Regions from separate parts of the Homo sapiens genome. Here region 1 is linked to region 2. The links are chromatin loops, found by intact Hi-C in ENCODE. Cell type or tissue: PC-3. All regions are shown on one strand. Each heading gives the region's core, and the rest is flanking DNA. Links, peaks and the distances in the headings are about the cores only. Region 1 has its middle 5.1 kb from the start of MIR124-3. Region 2 has its middle 4.8 kb from the start of BIRC7.

The links. Hi-C counts contacts between places; a loop is a spot of excess contacts. Peaks named below come from ENCODE experiments on the same cell type or tissue, not always from the same donor. Only the 100,000 strongest peaks of a DNase experiment are listed, where the experiment ranks them.
Region 1: it touches region 2 in a loop (3-fold over the local background); 11 of 110 quality-filtered maps call a loop at or near these places.

Annotation. Positions count from the first base shown.
Region 1 is chr20:63,182,152-63,185,059 of GRCh38, forward strand. No RefSeq gene overlaps it. Among named protein-coding and RNA genes, the nearest start is that of MIR124-3, 5.1 kb to the left of the region's middle. In PC-3, for the core only: CTCF peaks have their summits at 1,372 (motif pointing right) and 1,592; a DNase peak (open chromatin) is centred at 1,380.
Region 2 is chr20:63,229,641-63,232,548 of GRCh38, forward strand. No RefSeq gene overlaps it. Among named protein-coding and RNA genes, the nearest start is that of BIRC7, 4.8 kb to the right of the region's middle. RefSeq lists enhancers at 1,260-2,029, 2,103-2,908. In PC-3, for the core only: CTCF peaks have their summits at 1,412 (motif pointing left) and 1,613; no DNase peak of the experiment used is centred there; H3K27ac peaks cover 507 bases.

The sequences.
Region 1 (2,908 bases), core at 135-2,634, 47 kb before region 2:
TCCCTCAAATGCATCGCCATAGCCACACTCCTCCACCCTGGACTCTGGCCTGGCCTGACGGAGGCTGCTGGTTATTCACCAGATGGAGGCCCAGGCTCCATGTCTTCAGCCACCGTGCCCTGCCCCAGCATCAAGTTCCCTCCGCACTCTATTTCCTCCTTGGTAGAGGGGAAAAATAAAGCCAGTGTCTCCCACGGTTGCCTCGGGGTAACCGGTGGCAACACCATGAATGAGATCAAGAAGAGGCTCTCCAGGGGAAGCTGAGGCCAGGGTGGGGCCCAGCCCGGGGCTGGGGATGTGTTTCAGGGGGAGCACGGCCAGGCACCCGCCCCCCTCCCCCCGCCCCTCCTTGCCATCCTCATCCCTGCAGGGCTGAGACACGCAGGTCATTCCGGCTCCTTTTCTGGAACTCAGCATCAGCCAAGCCATGATCGCCACAGAGATGGCCACACCCCTCCTCTTCTCAGCTTTGCAACCCCCACCCCAGCTGGCCAGGCCAGATCCCAGAAGGCAGCCCTCACCACCCAGAAGACTCACAGCAGGAATACAGGGATACAGGGGCGGAAATAGGCCCTAGTGCTGGGGAACAGGACTGTTTCAGGGGAGACTCCCCCACCACAAGCCATTTCCACAGATGCTCTGATGGAGCCATGGGGTTGGGGGCCAGCTCAAAGCCGAGGGCAGCTGAGCCCCCTCCTCAGGGCCATGAGTGGTAAAACTGAGCCAGATGGAAACATACAGCCCCTCTGCATCCTCAGCAGATCTCAGCAGACCTGGTCGGGTTGCTCCTGAGATGCTGTGGCCTCTGCAGCTCCTTCATTCCCTGGCTCCCCAGCCCCGAGTCACTGCCAGCTGGGAACATGGGCCAGAGGCGCCCCAGAATCCAGTGGGCCGGGCATTCCAGCCTGGTCCGGGGGCCGCTCTGCCACACAAGTTTATGCCACCACCTCTGAACACTTGGGAGGCATGTGGGCTGGGCTAGGGCACAGCCACTCTGGACCCTCCTGCTGAGAGCCCCAGCTGAGACACAGACCCTTGGCCAACCCCAGGAATGTCCAGCCCTGTGAGCAGGATCTGAGCCCCACACGAACAAACGACCAAGACCAGGCTGGGGACCAGGCTTCCAGGCCCAGGCTGCACCCAGTCCACACACACAGCACATAGGGTCAGTGCTCCATAGTGGGCACGTCTCTGCAGGGACAGGATGGAGATGTCCACGCAGCACACAGACCAAGCTGAGGTAAAGTCTCAAAGTACAACCATGTGGCACACAACCATCCACCTAGGGGCACAGGCAGAACTCCCCAACACACCTCTTGGCTACCTCGGTATGTGTGGCCAGGCCCTCCTGCAGGTGCCTGTACTTACCACGTGAGGGCGCCCTGGAGCTGCCACAGGATCCTGCACCTGGACAGGAATGGGGAGACCCCTGGCAGAATCAGGCCCCAGAAGGACCTGGAGCATTGCACAGACACGAATGCCGTCTGCATGAGCAATGTGTAGAGGCAGGCCCCTCCCCACGGGGAGACTGCCCTTTGCCCCACACACCTCAGACCAGGGGAGGAGGGACACACGGGGGCCCTTGCACATCAGGATGCTCTTTGTTCATTCATTCGTTCATTCAACAGATATTTCTGAGCCCTTCCTAGGAATGGTGCCACAAGCACCACCAAGGTCCAGGTGGGCCTGCAGGGACAGGACCTCCATGGGTAGAGAGGGTAGTCTGGGCTCTGCCTGGAACCCACCTGGAACAGAGTCTGGAACAGAGCGGGAGCATCCTGGTCACAGTGGGTGGGAAGGCGGGGCCCCCTCAGCCATTGGTACAAGGACACAAGGGCATGTCTCAGACTCCTGGAGTCAAGACTTCACCGCTCTGTGCTTCCCTTCTGGAAGCTGGAGGGTAAGTTTAGACATGTTCGTTCAGTAAATGTCAGCGGTCATCATCACCATAATTACTGCCACCATCAGTACCATCACCACCATTATCATCAGTAACATCACCACCATCAACATAACCATTGCCACCATCATCATTGTTATCATCAGTAGCAGCAGTGGCAGGAGCACCATCACCATGGACCCTGCAGAGTGGGGCCATTTAAACTCCCTCTGGCTGGTCCTGTTTTCAGTTCTTTGAAGCAGTGGGGATGTGGGAGAGATGCAGATCCACTGAACTGTGGCCACCCAAAGGTCACTCCATAGACCCATATACTTCTAGGAGGGTGACTGCATGCTGAGGACACAGGAGGGGAAGCTACAGGGCCTCAGTGCCATATCAGCCTGGTGATGCTCAGGTCCCCGACTCCACATAAGGACAGCCCTCCTCTGGCCACAGAGGCCCTGGTCATCACCACCTAAGCAGCCCCTGAACCAGCTAACCTTGGACAGTCTCCAGTGTCCCTTCCCCACAAGTCTTCCCAAATGTCTAGAGAATACCCCTGTCTTGGCCCCCAAAAGGTATTTCCGTGACTTCACACCCAGAGAAGTGCAGAATCTGCTGGGGGCAGGTAGTCCTGCTTAGAAGACATAGTGGCTACCCTGGGAGAGTGGCACCCCCTGTCAGAGCCCACCTGCCAAAAGGCTGGAGATGTCCCAAGAGCCTAAGGACCAAACAGCCCACAGAAAAGCCCATTTCCAGCCAAACCCCACCTTTCCTCATGTGCAGACCCCCCAAGAATTACAGACCTGAGGAGGTGCTGTGGCTTGCACCCAGACAGAGCAGAAGGCGGATCCTTCCCAAGGGGCTCCTGTTTATCTGGGACCATTATCATCTTTACATTAGTTTTACACGGCCCATGTGTGTGCACCTGTGTGTGGCTGTATGCATATGTGCATGTGTGTATTCATTTGTGTGCGTGTGTGCGTGCATGCCTGGGGATGCCTGTGGGCATATGGTCATGCGTGTCAG
Region 2 (2,908 bases), core at 139-2,638:
AAATAAGCTCTGTGCCCATCTCGAAGGGTAACTGAGGAGATCAGTGAGGGAATGTGGGTGATGGCCTTAGCATAGGGCTTGGCACACTGTCCTGGTTGGGACCCTCCCAGTGAATCCCAAAGCAAGCTGACATCTAGCTGTCAGAGAGGAGACCATTCCTTATATTGTCTTATACTTAATTTCTTGTTTGCTGAAAAAGTAGAAGTTAGAATTGGCAGAAGTGAAAAATCACAGACAACTGGGGACCACATTTCAGACCTGGTGTTAAAATTCAACCTCTGACCTCAGGGCTTGTGCTATCTATGGATTCAGACATTGTGTAAAAAAGCATCATGAAACTCCCTGTTCTGTTCTGTTTCGTTCTGATCATTGGTGCATGCAGCCCCCAGTCACATACCCCTTGCTTGCTCAATAGATCACGACCCCCGCCCCCACAGCCCCTTTAGAGTTGTGAGCCCTTAAAAGGGACAGGAATCACTTATTCGGAGAGCTCGGTTTCTAGGACGTGAGTCTGCCGACGATCCCAGCTGAATAAAGCTCTTTCCTTCCACAATCCAGTGTCTGAGGAATTTTGTCTATGACTCCTCCTGCTACAGCTGGAGGGAAACTCTCTTCCTTCCTAGCCCCAGTTGTCTCTTTGTAACTATGATAGTTTGCTGCCGATGGACACGGCAAGTCTGTATGCTGAGATGCTGGGTTGCAGCAAAGAAGGGGTTAATCATAGGGTCACTAAAGAAGTTGCTGGGAGGGAACCTCAAATCCATCTCCCAGAGGAATCTGGGGCTGGGGTTTGTTGTTGTTGTTGTTTGGTGTCTGTTTGGTGTTTGTTTGTTTGTTTTTTGAGACAGTCCCACGCTGGAATTCAAGGGCACAATCATAGTGAAATGGCAAAGATTTCCTTGTCCCCTTGCAGGGCCTGCGATGGGGACTGGCTCGCTTCTTTGGGGCCCCGCTGCTCAAACCCCTAGGGGAGCATATAGATGGGCAGGGAGCCCCACGGCAGCTTCTAGGGGTGAATGTTTACAGCTGAACCTCCAGTGGGCATGTGCTACAGGGCACTCTCTTAGTTTAGCCGTCCGTAGGTGGCTTGTGTTAACCAGCTCAGTTAGGCCTCTGCCTTACCGCAAGGACAGAGGGCTTTCTGTATCCCAGGGTTCTTGCTGTGCCGGAAGAATCAGATCACACATGGGCTTGGAGAATGAGTGCAAAGTTTGATTGAGTGGAAGTAGCTCTCGGCAGATGGGGGAGCCAGAAGGGAGATGGCTTTCCCCTGGAATCAGGCCGCTCAGCAGCCGGGGCTCTCCTCCAACCATCCCAACCAAACTCTGCATCGTTCCACTAGCTGATCGCCTGCCGGAGTCTCAGTGTGCTCTTCTGCCGGCGTGCTCCCCCTGATGGCCTCTCGACGTCCAGCCGCTTGTGTGTTCTGCCAATGGGCTCCTCTCCGTGTCCAGGGCTTAGGTGCCTGCCCGCTAGGTCTCAGGGTTTCTATAGGCACCAGATGGGGGCGTGGCAGGGCAGGGTGGTCTTGGGAAATGCAACATTTGGACATGAAGGCAGGGTGTGTCTATCCTCACCTAGGTCCGTGGGCACAGGCCTGTGCGTGGAGCCCTAGCCAGGGACCATGCCCTCCTCTAGCCAGCACTTCCCTGCCCACCACTCCTGCAGCCTTCAACTCCTGGGCTCGCATAATCCTGCTGCCTCAGCCTCCTGAGTAGCTGGGACCACAGTTGTGCACCACCATGCCCAGCTATGTTTTTAAAATTTTTTTGTGGAGATGGAGCCTCGCTATGTTGTCCAGGCTGGTCTTGCACTCCTGGGTTCAAGCAGTCCTCCTGCCTTGAGGCTGGGGTTTTCCAGAGTTTTGGAGTGGGCCAAATGTGCAGATGGTTGATTAGTAGAAGGTTGCAGGGTGAAGCCACAGGACAGAGTGAAGAAGCTGTTCTCATGTGGATCCCATCCCTCCATGAGGGTCTTCAAACTGGTTGCTGGAATTTGGGGTCTGAAAAACATCTTAAGGAATCAACAAAAGCCTCATGACTGTAATATCAGGGATCGCATCTGTGGGAACACAGTGGTCACGACCGAGGGCAACGTGGTGATGTTTAGCAGCGAGAAAGCGGGCCACCGTGCAGTCTGATTAATGCTTAATTATAATAATATTTCTGTCCAGAACCCGACATGCAATTCTTGTCAGCCCTGTGGAGACAGTTTTGTTACAGGAAAGGGGTCCGGATCCAGACCCCAAGAGAGGGTTCTTGGATCTCCTGCAAGAAAGAATTCAGGGTGAGTCTGTAAAGTGAAAGCAAGTTTCTTAGGAAAGTAAAGGAATCAAGAATGGCTACTCCATAGTCAGAGTAGCCCTGAGGGCTGCTGGTTGCCCACTTTTTTGGTTATCTCTTGATGATACGCTAAACAAGGGGTGGATTATTCATGCCTCCCCTTTTTAGACCATCTAGGGTAACTTCCTGATGTTGCTATGGCATTTGTAAACTGTCCTGGCGCTGGTGGAGAGTGAGGACGTCCAGAGGTCACTCTCGTGACCATCCTGGTTTTGGTGGGTTTTTGTCGGCTTCTTTGCCACGACCTGTTTTATCAGCAAGGTCTTTGTGACCTGTATTTTGTGCTGACCTCCTGTCTCATCCTGCGACTTAAAATGCCTTCACCGTCTGGGAATGCAGCCCGGTGGGTCTCAGCCTCATTTTACCATTTTACCCAGCTCCCGTTCAACACGGAGCTGCTCTGGTTCACATGCCTCTGACGGTTTCACCTTCTGCTCAGAGCATTTGGACCTCCACAGGCTCTGACTCAGCCCTCTTATCCCAGGCTGATCCCATCCCCGTCTAAAAATCCCACTAACTTCCTTCTGAGAAAGTTGAGAGTCTTGTTTATACTAAAGTGTTAATGA